4 separate regions of the Homo sapiens genome follow, and regions 2, 3 and 4 are each linked to region 1. A link is a contact called in ENCODE Hi-C or POLR2A ChIA-PET data. All regions are on one chromosome and are shown on one strand. The core of a region is the stretch at or near the end of the contact, and the rest is flanking DNA. Distances in the headings are between cores, read along the strand shown. Region 1 overlaps BABAM2 (BRISC and BRCA1 A complex member 2). Region 2 overlaps LOC105374378 (a long non-coding RNA gene). Region 3 overlaps BABAM2 (BRISC and BRCA1 A complex member 2). Region 4 overlaps BABAM2 (BRISC and BRCA1 A complex member 2).

Evidence for each region. Hi-C counts contacts between places; a loop is a spot of excess contacts on that map. ChIA-PET counts read pairs that join two places held with the same protein, here RNA polymerase II (POLR2A). Pooled maps may share reads with other maps.
Region 2: a pooled map of ovary shows a loop between it and region 1 (2.6-fold over the local background). The contact joins two enhancer-like sites. A Hi-C loop is called at or near these places in 4 of 50 pooled maps. POLR2A ChIA-PET finds 5 or more read pairs at or near these places in 3 of 52 experiments (MCF 10A, PC-3 and activated CD4-positive, alpha-beta T cell).
Region 3: a map of prostate gland shows a loop between it and region 1 (1.8-fold over the local background). The contact joins two enhancer-like sites. A Hi-C loop is called at or near these places in 4 of 168 maps with a recorded cell type or tissue (MCF 10A, endothelial cell of umbilical vein, mammary epithelial cell and 1 more) and 3 of 50 pooled maps. POLR2A ChIA-PET finds 5 or more read pairs at or near these places in 1 of 52 experiments (Panc1).
Region 4: a map of endothelial cell of umbilical vein shows a loop between it and region 1 (6-fold over the local background). The contact joins two enhancer-like sites. A Hi-C loop is called at or near these places in 6 of 168 maps with a recorded cell type or tissue (ascending aorta, cardiac septum, chondrocyte and 3 more) and 10 of 50 pooled maps. POLR2A ChIA-PET finds 5 or more read pairs at or near these places in 5 of 52 experiments (A673, Caco-2, activated CD4-positive, alpha-beta T cell and 2 more).

Annotation. Positions count from the first base shown.
Region 1 is chr2:27,953,567-27,956,596 of GRCh38, forward strand. All of the region lies in intron 3 of BABAM2 (BRISC and BRCA1 A complex member 2), which reads left to right. Among named protein-coding and RNA genes, the nearest start is that of MIR4263, 41 kb to the right of the region's middle. Within about 2 kb of position 1,590, at least 28 of the 41 ENCODE cell types and tissues checked have a DNase peak (open chromatin) inside an H3K27ac peak, as active enhancers do; they include PC-3, ascending aorta and endothelial cell of umbilical vein, where a contact is called at or near this core.
Region 2 is chr2:27,722,037-27,725,066 of GRCh38, forward strand. The region is part of intron 2 of LOC105374378 (a long non-coding RNA gene); the gene reads left to right. Among named protein-coding and RNA genes, the nearest start is that of LINC01460, 7.8 kb to the left of the region's middle. Within about 2 kb of position 1,440, at least 20 of the 41 ENCODE cell types and tissues checked have a DNase peak (open chromatin) inside an H3K27ac peak, as active enhancers do; they include PC-3, where a contact is called at or near this core.
Region 3 is chr2:28,162,894-28,165,923 of GRCh38, forward strand. The region is part of intron 7 of BABAM2 (BRISC and BRCA1 A complex member 2); the gene reads left to right. The region is part of intron 1 of LOC100505736 (a long non-coding RNA gene); the gene reads right to left. Among named protein-coding and RNA genes, the nearest start is that of BABAM2-AS2, 150 kb to the right of the region's middle. Within about 2 kb of position 1,523, at least 10 of the 41 ENCODE cell types and tissues checked have a DNase peak (open chromatin) inside an H3K27ac peak, as active enhancers do.
Region 4 is chr2:28,101,151-28,104,180 of GRCh38, forward strand. The region is part of intron 6 of BABAM2 (BRISC and BRCA1 A complex member 2); the gene reads left to right. Among named protein-coding and RNA genes, the nearest start is that of MIR4263, 110 kb to the left of the region's middle. Within about 2 kb of position 1,430, at least 2 of the 41 ENCODE cell types and tissues checked have a DNase peak (open chromatin) inside an H3K27ac peak, as active enhancers do; they include ascending aorta and endothelial cell of umbilical vein, where a contact is called at or near this core.

The sequences.
Region 1 (3,030 bases), core at 340-2,839:
TAGGCATGAACCACCGCACTGGGCCCACACTTCTCTTTTGATACCATCTACATTAATATCATTACCAACGATCTCACCAAAAAAAAAAAAAATATTTCTTTTTTTCTGCCTTTGGCTACAGGGCTAGCTCGTAAAAGGAAGGGAACAAAATGTTTAAGTATGATCATGTTTTTAGTGATGGAAAATTAAAACCATTAAAAAATAAACAATGAAAAATATGGCAAAATAAGAAGGTGAATGCCAGAAGATTAAGGAAGTTCTAGAGAGTTTTGCAGATGTGGGATTTCAGATGAAGACCAGATACATCTAATTTGTGAGGGGAATAAAGAGACAGGTAAGAGAGATGGGTGGGAATAGAGCTAGCCTGAGGAGAAAGAGAAGGAGATTAAAAACAAAATTCGTATCCAGTCTGAATAAAATTTGTTTCATCCCTCCTTGGCCCTTAGAAATTAGAGTCTTTTCATATTATTGTCTTTCTATTTGGTAAGCTGTGTTTGATAGCGGTGCACAAACTTGGGCACAGAAGCCTGAGTTTGTGGGGTTGCATTCAGTGTATAGAAAAGTTACAACTCATTTCTAGTTAGTTCTTCCTTTGTACTTATGCCTAAACCTCTCCATCTGGAGAAATGCCAGCTTGCCACTAAATTTAAATAAATAAGAACATGTCTCATCAATAGGGGCGGCAAATTTAGCCCCTCTTTAGAGCACTGAGCAATTTATGACCATATGTTAAATACCATAAAACAGCTTTAAAGATTTGGTCGCTGGCCATTGCCAGATTGCACCGTAGGAGTGCAGCAGCACTGTGAGGGACTGGGAATGCTTCCTCCGGCCCTTGGAGGCCTCAGCAACTCACTGATGTCACAGCCAAAGAGGGCTGTTTTCAAACATTCCCTTTATAAAGGTGAAATACTAAAAGATTCCATTTTGGCATTTGGGAGCAAAGAAGGCAAGACTTCTTTTTGATTCTTAAGGGTCAAAATTAGTATGGAAAGTGTTGTGTGGGAGAATGAGTAACTTGGCAGCAGTGAGTACAGAAGGCAAGTCTAGAAATAGGTAATAGATATCCTACTCATCCTTTTTCTTGGAGCATGAACTGGACTTTTATGTGGCATAAGCCGACCAAATATCACGTTTCTCAATCAATTTCTTTTTGCCAACTTTCGTCGAATTAATATTAATGTTAAAAACAATTTTTAAAATTTCATGCCAAAGCATTGCCAATTGTAAGGCTTTCTTTTCTTCCAGAAATATGACTCACTATTTGGTGAACTCCAAATATTAGTTTTTCTTCTTACCACCATGACAGCCTGTGAATCATTTATGGCATTCAGTGGGCTCGTGGCTGAGAGAATGAAGGTGTGTGCCAGCAAACATGTGATTTTTGGTCAAGTAGTGCTCTGGGACCTTCGATGGGCTTTTAACACATGTGAGGAAACCAGTGGTTCAGGCAGGGGGCAGTATTATTAAATAGTAATAGACACCAAAAAGCTTTGTACAAGATTTTTCAGACTGCTCTCTCAGAAATGTAACTCTTCCTACAAAGGAAGATGATGAAATTTGGCTGTCAAAGGTCCAGGATTCCTAGCCTTCTTGAATCTGTAGTTGCCAGCCCAAGGGCTGATTTCCTGTCAGTTCCTGTGTGGTTTGCACTACATCCTCTTTGCAACAGATCAGTATTTTAGGTCATCCATCATAACTGCTCTCCTGTAAGTTCTTGGCAATTTGATCTCAGTTTGCAGAAGGCAGCTGGCATACTTTGCTAGGAAGTGCAGCTGGAGAGCTCCTGTCTCACTCTTCCTAAGGCCAGGAAGCACACTATTGTTACTCATTGCTGCTTTCTTCCTTTAAAGAACAAAAAACTTCAAACTTTGGCAAATTCTAAAGTTACTAGGTAGCAATTTGAAATTACTCTGATCGTTTTGTTGGTCTAGGGCAAAAACTTGAGTGATCTTTTATATCATTTGTAAATCTTGTCTGGTTTTTCCATAACACAGATATGTGCATTAGTGGAAGTTTCCTCCCCATTGCAAATGAAGTTATGCTTGTCTTCAGAGTCACACGGGAATTTTTAGTTTTATTTTGTTTTAGGCTTTGATTGTCAAGGACAGTAACATGGCCTAATTTCTTCTCTGTGTTTTATTCCCTTAACATTGAGATTTTTCTATTCCTAATATCAGCATTGGGTAAGACTATTTACCTTGGGTATGACTTGAATATTTGCACTGGATTTTCAAACTATACGAACAGAGATAGTTAAAGCACTTTTTTTGGACTATTTAATGTTAAAATAAAAGTATCGTTTTAGTGTTTCTGATTTCTCATTCCATAATGGGTGACCTATGTTGTGAGATTTAGAAAAATGAGCAATTTTCCTCCTTTCTTATGACTCACAGGTCACATTTTGGCAACATGTTTTTTTTTTCCTGTAGAATGGTGATTACCTTTACCCCAGTTCACCTAAGAGAGGAACCTGTTTATAAAGAGGATACAACCTCATGCATGAATTATTTTAAATGGTATTCTTAATAATCTATGATGGCACAGATCTTTTATACTTCTGAGTTGTCTTCTTTTCATCTTTACGAAAACCATATCTTCTGTAGAGTTAAACAAGATTATTAATGTAGCTCTTGGTTTCTTTTATGTTCTGGTTCCTAACATAAATGAAGGGAAAGGAAAGATAAGTTGTGCTGCTTTATAGAAAAATAGTAAACTTTTTGAAGGCCAAATTTATGTCAGATTTATGGGTATCAAGCAATAACATCATAGAAACACCCCAAATCCTGATAGTGCGCTAAGGATGGCATGAAGGAAGAAATTTTTGGATTTGAGATATGAAAGAATTTGATGTCCAGATTATTTCTATCAAACCAAATCTTTAGTCTCTAAAATAATATATTGTTAAATTCTAGGAGCAAGAATCCTCTGTGATTTCCAAGATCTGTTGCCGATGACCCACACAGTAGACAATCAGGAAATGTTTATTAAATGAGTGATACAAAGGCACTAAAAGATGATGTCTTATGT
Region 2 (3,030 bases), core at 190-2,689, 230 kb before region 1:
AAGGGGTGCCTCACTACTCCTGCACACCAGGGCCTTGGGGATTTTCCTTTGTCTGAGACCACAGTGAGAAACAGCCTCTTACCCCACACTTGCCCTGGGTCCTTGTGTGGGGCTCAGGGTTGTGTGGGGAGACAAGCTCTGTCCCTGATGGCCTTCCAGCTTCTGTCTCAGCCCAGCAGACGTCTAACCTGAGTTTCTATGGCCTTCCACATGCCAATGGCTCCCCACCTGGACAGGTGAATAGCTGCTGCCTCTGATCATGTGACCCAAGAATGGAGGGGACCAGGGCTCCCCTTCTCTAGCCAGCAGCATCTGCCAGGGTGTCATGTCCAGGCCCTTTAGATAGCCCAGGAGCCTGCAGCCCTCAGTCAGCAAGAGCTTACCCAGGGCAGCCTGGGCTAAGGGGTATGGAGGAAAAGGCACCTGCTCTGCCTTGGGTCTAGGCAACGAAGGTGTGGATATTTGTTGTTTGTTCAGTGGCCTACTGTTAGGAAACAGTAGCCCCACAGCTTTGCAGAGCCTGACAAAGGCAAGAAACTGTCACATGTCTGCCCTCATTTGTAGTTTTTTCTTGTTGTTGCTGTTGTTTTGAGAAGGAGTCTCACTCTGTCACCCAGGCTGGAGTGCAGTGGCATGATCTCAGCTCACTGCAACCTCCACTTCCTGGGTTCAAATGATTCTCCTGCCTCAGCCTCCCAAATAGCTGGGATTACAGGTGTGCACCACCATGCCCGGCTAATTTTTGTATTTTTAGTAGAGATAGGGCTTCACCATGTTGGCCAGGCTGGTCTTGAACTCCTGGTCTCAAGTGATCTACCCACCTCAGCCTCTCAAAGTGCTGGGATTACAGGTCTGAGCCACCGTGCCCAGCTAATTTTTGTTTTATTATTATTATTATTATTATTTTGGAGATGGAGTCTCACTCTGTTGCCCAGACTGGAGTGCAGTGGCATGATCTTAGCCCCCTTCAACCTCTGCATCCCAGGTTCAAGTGATTCTCCTGCCTCAGCCTCCCAAGTAGCTGGGATTACAGGTGTCCGCCACCACGCCTGGCTAATTTTTGTATTTTGGTAGAGGCAGGGTTTCACCCTGTTGACCAGGCTGGTCTTGAACTCCTGACCTCAAGTGATCTGCCCGCCTCTGCCTCCCAAAGTGCTGAGATTACAGTTGTGAGCCACCACGTCCGGCCATCTGCCCTTATTTAATCCTCACCATATTGTTGTCAGGTGAACAGGGATGGCGTTTTCAGCTGTTTCCTACCCCCTTTATGATGAGTGAACTGAGGCTGAGAGAGGTGAAGCTTTGCTCGTAGTCACATATCCTAACCCATGTGAACGTTGGGGCTTCAACCCTAGCTCAGAGAAAAGTGATCAAGGATGCTGAACTCCAAGGAGCCCGGGAGTTGTGCTCCAGATGAAGTTCCTCCACTTTCACAGTAGGGGGCGAGCCTGAAGCTTTGCTTGAAGAACTGGGATGAAAAGTCCACAGTCCTGCCCTGGCCACAGGCAAAAGACAAGGCTGGCAGCTCCCACTGTGGCGCTGGGAGAGCTTCCTCTCTCTACTCCGGCCCACACATGGAGTGGGCTGTGGAGTCCTGATGAGAACCTGCTGGGGCAGCAGGTCAGGGCGCTGCACATACTCTGGGTGGGGAGGAAACCTGCAATAACCGAGAAGGCGGCTCCAGAAGCTCAGGGACCTCTCAGTTCCCCGGAGGGAACCAAGGCTTTAGTGCTGGGCACAGAGTGGGTCAGCCACACCAGAGTCTCTGTGAATGTTAAGCCAGACTTTGGAGAAGGGAGACACAGAGGTGGGTGTGGCAGAGACTGCAGATGTAAAGAGTTCTATGTGTTTATTCCACAAATATTTTCTGAGCATCCACTGTGTGCCAGACACTGTTGTAGACATCAGGGATACAGCAGTGAATAAAGCAAATATGTGCATACAGGTGTCTCATAGACAACTCGCTTGTGAGTCAGCTCATTTGTGAGTTGATTCTTTTGACCCCAGGCAATGTAATGCAAAATTCAGCCCCCTTAGCAGCTTCCAGAAAACGGTTTTTCCCCACCAAACATGGCAGGGCAGAGGGTTTTACTGAAGATTTACTGGGTCATAATGAGAGGCTGCAGTTGCTTCTCTTGTGCCACCCCCTCTGTGAATGTCAGGGTACATGACCCTTCTCCCAGCTCTCCTGACATGCAGCCAAGCTGGGGGCTCACCGCCCTCCCTCCACCTCCTGCACCCAGGCTCCCTGCCTGGCTAGCCTTTCTCCAGCAGTTTTCTCACAGACATTTAGTCTTGGGAGGGGAGGCTTTTGTCCCATTCCTGTGTCACTGTTTGGCCCTGAAGGACACAGCCTCTTTCCCCAGGGCCCCTCCTTTCTGAAATGGGGATGTTGTCCCTATGCCATTCCTACTTCTCAGAATTATTCCAGGGTGAGATGAGCTCATATCTGAGAAGGGTTACACTCAGAACTCTCTAGCACCTCGGGTCATGGCAACTGGAGACAGCATCTTGCTCTGAACCAGGCCCCAGCGTCCTACAGATGGGTGACCTGGTGTCATTATGGGAGTAAATATTGAGCTGCTCTCCTTTTATTTTGGATTGGGTATAATTTAGTACCCTGTTCTCACTCTTTTATTAATAAAATAAAACAATAAACACATACTACCATCAAAAGAACACTCACAGCCTGTGTTTATGTGTTTATGTTGTGTCTGTGTCTAAGAAGCTGCAACTGCTATGTCAATTTTTAACAAAATGAGTTTTCACTCAGTGCTGGGGGGTATGATAATTCAAAACAAAAAGGGAGGGCAGATTCTTCCACTGTGTCTTTTAGTTTTTGCTTTTTTACTCTTTTCCTTTTTCTTTCTTTTTTTTTTTTCTGTTAAAACAGAGACATTGGCCTAAGGCCTAGGCACAGAAACTAAGAGTGCCTGTGTTCACTCGGGAAAGATTCCACAGGGGAATCAGGCCCATGCCCCTCCCGTCTCCTGTTCCCAGGGGCTTTGTTTCCTGCTCTCCTCTGCCCTT
Region 3 (3,030 bases), core at 273-2,772, 210 kb after region 1:
TAGTGACAAAGACATGTTTAACTGCTAGATGTCAGTTTTTTTCCCCCTTTCAGATAAAATTAAACTGTGGAGTTACCATTTAATCCACAAGTGTAAGAATAAATTGGTTTTTTAGTCCCAATTCTGTAGAAAATCAAAACTAGTACCAAATATTTTTATTTATAAACATTTTTATTGTGGGTGTAGGCATATCTGTGTGTAGACAGATAGAATGAGGTGCCCCCCGAAAAAAGACGGTGGTGTCATCTTTTGTGGCCAGCCTAGTGAAATCCTCACTCTCCTCAGATGCCTCCCAGCCGGCAGCCACCCTGCTTCCCCCATGACCTTCTTCTGAGTGTGAAGCTCTGGGTGCCAGCGCTTCTTCCAGCCAAGTCAGCAGGTGGGCCAGGATCAGCTTGAGAATTAGTTTTCTTAACAGCCCCAACTGGCCACTCTCAGAATAATTCTGTTAAATGTGACCTCTTGTGTTATGTGGAGTAAGTCAGTAGCTGGCTATCAGGGAGACTTTAGAGACCCAGAGAGCTTTATGCCTAAGGGGAGAAAAAGAACATTTTTCTTGTCTTGAGGCAGGTCACAGAAAATGTACACATGGTGCTGGGGACAAAGGTCTAGGAGAAAAGCAAAAGGCAGTCACCCCTGCCAGATATCTAATAGAATGCCAGAGTTAGACATGAATGCCATAAGAATAATGAAAAACTGAGAGCCATGGGCCTTAGGAAGAGAAAATGGAGTAAATCGGATGATAGAGCAAGAGAAGTTGTGAACCCAGCCAGAAAGAAAGGTAAGGGTGAGGCAATCTGTCCCCATCTTAACACAATGTACTCCTAAGGGTGAGACTTGTGTAAGATCGGCTGGGCTGATGGAGCTGGGTCAGAGGCCTCAGAATTGGACTCACGTGGCCCAAGGCTCTAAGGTAATGTGATCTATCGTCATGGAGATGAGAATTGAGGCCATCCACCCCTTGTGGGTGTTTTCCTCAGGGCACTGCCCATTGCACATTGCTAGATCATTTCCATCTGGCTTCATCTCTAGGCCCACTGCTATGCACCTCTTAGAAACTATCAGGTGGTACTGAAAACTGAAGATGAATTTTCTCATGGAGTTCTCTTCTTAGAAACTCCTAGACTCAGTGACTGATTGCAAAAGGCACATCTGGCACAAGAAAACAGACTCCTACAACTTGTTGCACTTAACATCTTGATACCAAGGATCATAGGGATGGAAAGACAGTGCTAATCCCCATAAACGTGTGGTGTCTGGTCACTTCTGTGCATTCCGTGCAGTCAATAAAATACAGTGTTGATGGAACCCAGTGCAGGTGGAGTAGAGCAGTTCCACATGTGCAATTGGTATTTGCTCTTCTTCCCTTCAGTGTGTTTTTTGTTGTGTCAAACACAACCGAATGAGAGTTGCCCCTACACCCCCACGTGGAGTTAGAGGAGTGCGTCCTGGCCTGGAATAGGTCTCTCTTTCTGGGCCACTCTGTGGGCTGTCTGAGCAGTGGAAGCATAAATATAAACCTCGGGCACATAAGGACACACACAGGCCGCAGAGCCTGTCAAGGGCTCTGTCATGTTCCGAGTGAACAGATGTTTATCCCACAACATTTTTTTTTTCCTTCTTGGAGTTTGTCCAATGCATTAAAAAAAAAACTAAACTGTTTACACTAATTATTCCCTTTTGCTGCCTTTGCTTGTTTTGTTTTGCTCTTTTCTTTTTCCCATACATTAAGAGCTATTCGTGTGAGGAAATTCTGCCCAGCTGCTTTCTGGAACAGATACTTCCATAGCTTAAACCAGGAACCCTTTGTTCTTGGATCTGAGTGGAGCTCAGATTGCCTTGTCACATGTATCTTGGCGCTTCTTCCCTGAAGTTTATAGGCTTTTAAAAATCCATTTCCTTTTTACCCCAAAGATAATCAGCTTCCATAACTTTTCTTAAAGTAAATAACTCCAGATCCCTTCATGGTTTCAGATTTTCCCGTATGCTTCAGTCAGGATTTTATTCAGCAATCATTTATTAAGTACATTCTTAAGTTTGGTGAGTACCATACCACTGTACTAGGTATCAAAAGAGAAACCCTTTCCCCTTTTATTGGTTTGTTCATGTTTTCACTTATTTTTTCATTTCCTTCATTCAAGAAATATTTGTTTAGCTCCTACTGTGTCCCAGGTACGGTTCTGGGTGCAGAGGAATCAGTGATAAGCAAAAACAGACATCGTCTTTGCCTTCAAGGAATTGCCAGTGTACTGCGGGAGAAAGACGTAAAGAATTAATTGCAATTCAGGGTGATACATACTATAATAGTAGGGTGTTCAAGTTTCTTTGAGGAATGTGAAGGGTGTAATTGGCTCTGCCTCAGGCATCAAAAATAACTTTACAGATTACTGGACATGTGAGAGGATTCTACAGAGAGAGGACAGCACATACAGAGGTGAGGAGGTATAAAGTATGGTTGGTTCGGGGAGCTTGATATCTGAATGCAAAAACAGCAGATGCAAGAGGTGAAGCTGGAAAACTAAGTTGGGTAGCCAAGTTGTTAAGGTCATTTTGCATGCCAAGTTTAAAAATCTGGAGTATGTCTTAGAGAAAATGGTGGGGGAAGGGGCACTGAAGCTTTTTTTTTTTTTCCTTGCTTTTTTTTTTTTTTTTTTTTTTTGAGACAGAGCCTTGCTCTGTCACCCAGGCTGGAGTGCAGTGGTATGATATTGTGTCACTGCAACCTCCGCTTCCTGGGTTCAAGGGATTCTCCTGCCTCAGCCTCCTGAGTAGCTGGGATTACAGGCATGTGCCACCACACCCAGTTAATTTTTGTATCTTTAGTAGAGATGGGGTTTCACCATGTTGGCCAGGATGGTCTTGAACTCCTGGCCTCAAAGTGATCCACCCACCTCAGCCTCCCATAATGCTGTGATTACAGGCATGAGCCGCTGTGCCCGGCTACACTGAAGGCTTTTAAGCAGAGAAAATGCTTTGGAAGTAAATTGTGTTTGCTCAAAATTCATATGTTGAAGCCTTAACCCCCTAGTA
Region 4 (3,030 bases), core at 180-2,679, 150 kb after region 1:
TTAAATAACTTATCCAGCCAGGTTGACATAGCCAGTAAGCGATGAAGCTATGATTCTCACTAGTCTGTCTAACTCCAAAGTCTGTGATCTTTCTACTCTACCATATTGCCTGATATCTAGCATGCATGGACTCATTCACACATGATTCAAACAGCTGACACAACAGGGTTATGGCTGCCGAACCTATGACAGAGTTTGTCTTTTTTTAGATCTGGTTTTACCATATTTGGTGTGTGTTAACAAGAATGGGCAGGTATATGTTGGCATGTGAAGTGAGACACAGGGCCTCCCAAATTCTTGTCACTGAGATGATGATAATTTTAATGCTCCTCTGCCTAGTTCTCTGCACCCATGTAAGTTATGGAGCAGAGTGAGGGCTGAGATAGAGTCTGTCTTTCCAAGCTGTGAATTACAGGGCCTCACCTGTGGTTGTCCTATCCCCAGTCCATGTGGGGAACCTGCAGACCTCCTAACATGCCCCATATAGTAAGCCATACAGTTGTGTTGATTTTTATCTCACCCTCTTAGAATTTCTACTGTTTGTGCATGTTTTATGATGTTCATAATGTATTAGTACATAGGTTCATCTATATAGCTTATAAATAAATACATATAAACATATTGATAGGAAGCTCACACATTTTTTTATTGCTCTAAGGCAATAGACCCCAAACCTGGATGGGCAGTTCAATCCCCTTGTAAGTTAAAAAATCATATTTCCTTGACTTACCCACACTTACTGAATCATAATCCCCAGGGCAGGGTTCAGGAATGTGTGTTTTTTAACAAATGCTAGAACTTGAACCACTGCAGTAGCTCTCTGTAGTTGCTAGAAAAAAATCTTGGTATCAATTGTTGTAAATAAACCATTGGAAACAAGATAACTCCTATAGTGTTTTGAAGGCTATTTATGAATTGGCTGACTTGTTTATTCGTCATCCCCTGCTGAAAGGTAGGCTCTAAGAGGAGGGCCATTATCTAGCTTGTTCACCAGTTGTTCCTAGAATAGTGCCTGACACGTAGAAGTGCACAGTGAATATTTTTTGAATAAATAAATGAATAATGAAACGCTTTTTCACTGTGCTTGGGTAATACATGTCCCTTTTTCCCTCAATACCAGAGAAAGAATTGGTTTCAGCTGTGCCGTTGTAAATTTGAATGATCTGATAAAAATCCTTGGTTACTCCACTGAACCGACTGCAATTTTTTTAATGTCTAAAACATACTTATTCTCATATTTTGTTACATTTTAATACCATTTAAGAGTAGTAGAATTTGGAAGGTGACATAGAGATCCACTTTTATTTCATTTTCATTTCAAGCCCCTGTGTCTTTAAGGAAAGGGCTAAGCTACAACTTGGTCATTCTCCAGATCCAAGAGGAAATGGATTGGAGCAGTTGTGCCTTTGTAGAGCAGATGTTTTGGTTGGAAAGGCTATCAGCCATCTGACTCATAATAAATTCTCAATTCCAGTAAATTCCCAGTTTTCAGTTACAGTAGGTAGGATGCAGGAAAACAGTGTCTTCCACTTTGGGGTCTTTGAACTTATTTCACATGTTACCACTGTTCCTTGTGCATTACAATGTGCGAACAGACAAAATACTAGGGGAGGTTAGAGCAATTCCAGGAATAGACTCAGTCAGTTGGTGTTTTTGAGAGAGACCATTGGAGGTAAACCAAAGCCACTGCCCTCTCTGACACAGTACTAACCACAAGAAACATAACTGCATTGAGTTTTCTTATAAGTTCCTATGTTAAAATAATGATTTTATATAGGAATCATGTAATAAAATAATGATTTTACAAACTGAATTATGTCAGTTTGAGTAATCTATAAACGGCCTATAGTTTTTTGTTTTGTTTTATGAGGAGGGTTTCCTTTATCCTTTTCATAAAATGCTGAAAGTAATTATATGGTCCTGATGTGATATCTTTCATTTTAGAGTATTTGTTTTTTGGGAAAATTTACTCAATACTTGAACTTATTGAGTAAAAAAAAAAAAAAATTTACTCAGTAAGCTTCTCAAAGTTCTAGTAAGGCCTTATAGCCAGTGTTCCAGATGGATGAAGCAGAATTATGAAAGTGATATTCAACGTGTCCTACTTTGTATTGTGAGCTGAGTTGAGAGAATTCATTATTTACTTAGTATTTTTGTTTTGTTTTGTTTTGTTTTGTTTTTTAGACAGGTTCTTGATCCTGGCTCAGGCTGGAGTACAGTGGTGTGATCACATATCACTAGAGCCACAATCTCCTGGGTTCAATTGATCCTGCCATCTTAGCCTAGTAGCTGACACTATAGACACATGCCACCATGCTCGGCTAATTTTTGTATTTTTTGTGGAGATGGGGTTTTGCCATGTTGCCCAGGCTGGCCTCGAACTCCAGGGTTCAATCCATCCTCCCATCTCAGCCTCCCAAAGTGTTGGGATGACAGGCGTGAGCCACTGCACCTGGCATAAAGTGGTGTCTTATTATCCCCACTCTGTTTTTATCGAGGAGTCAGTTTCTTTTCAACCATCACTGAAGTGGGAAGAATAGTGTACTCCTCACAGAGATGAAAAGGTCCCATTGTTTCTCCAGAGAGCAACAGTCCCATTTCTGCTCTTTATGAGAGCTTCTTAGGTGATCTCTTCTACCAAGTGAGACATTAGAAATTTGGGAGTCAGCAGTTTAGTTGTCCAGAACTCCTAATAGTTCCTAGGTTGGCCTTTGGCTTTTCTTATCCAACATCAAATTATTCACAGATCGTACTGTTTATCTTTATACTCCTCCTATGTCATTTTTTCTTTCCAGTTTTAGCTAAGTGGTTATCATAAACTCAATAAACTCATTTTTTTAACCCTTATATTCTGAGGCACATTTGTAAATCTTTAGAATTGCTAATTAATTCAAGATGGATTAAAGACTTAAATGTTAGACCTAAAACCATAAAAACCCTGGAAGAAAACCTAGGCAATACCATTCAGGACATAGGCATGGGCAAGGACTTCATGACTAAAACACCAAAAGCAATGGCAACAAAAGCCAA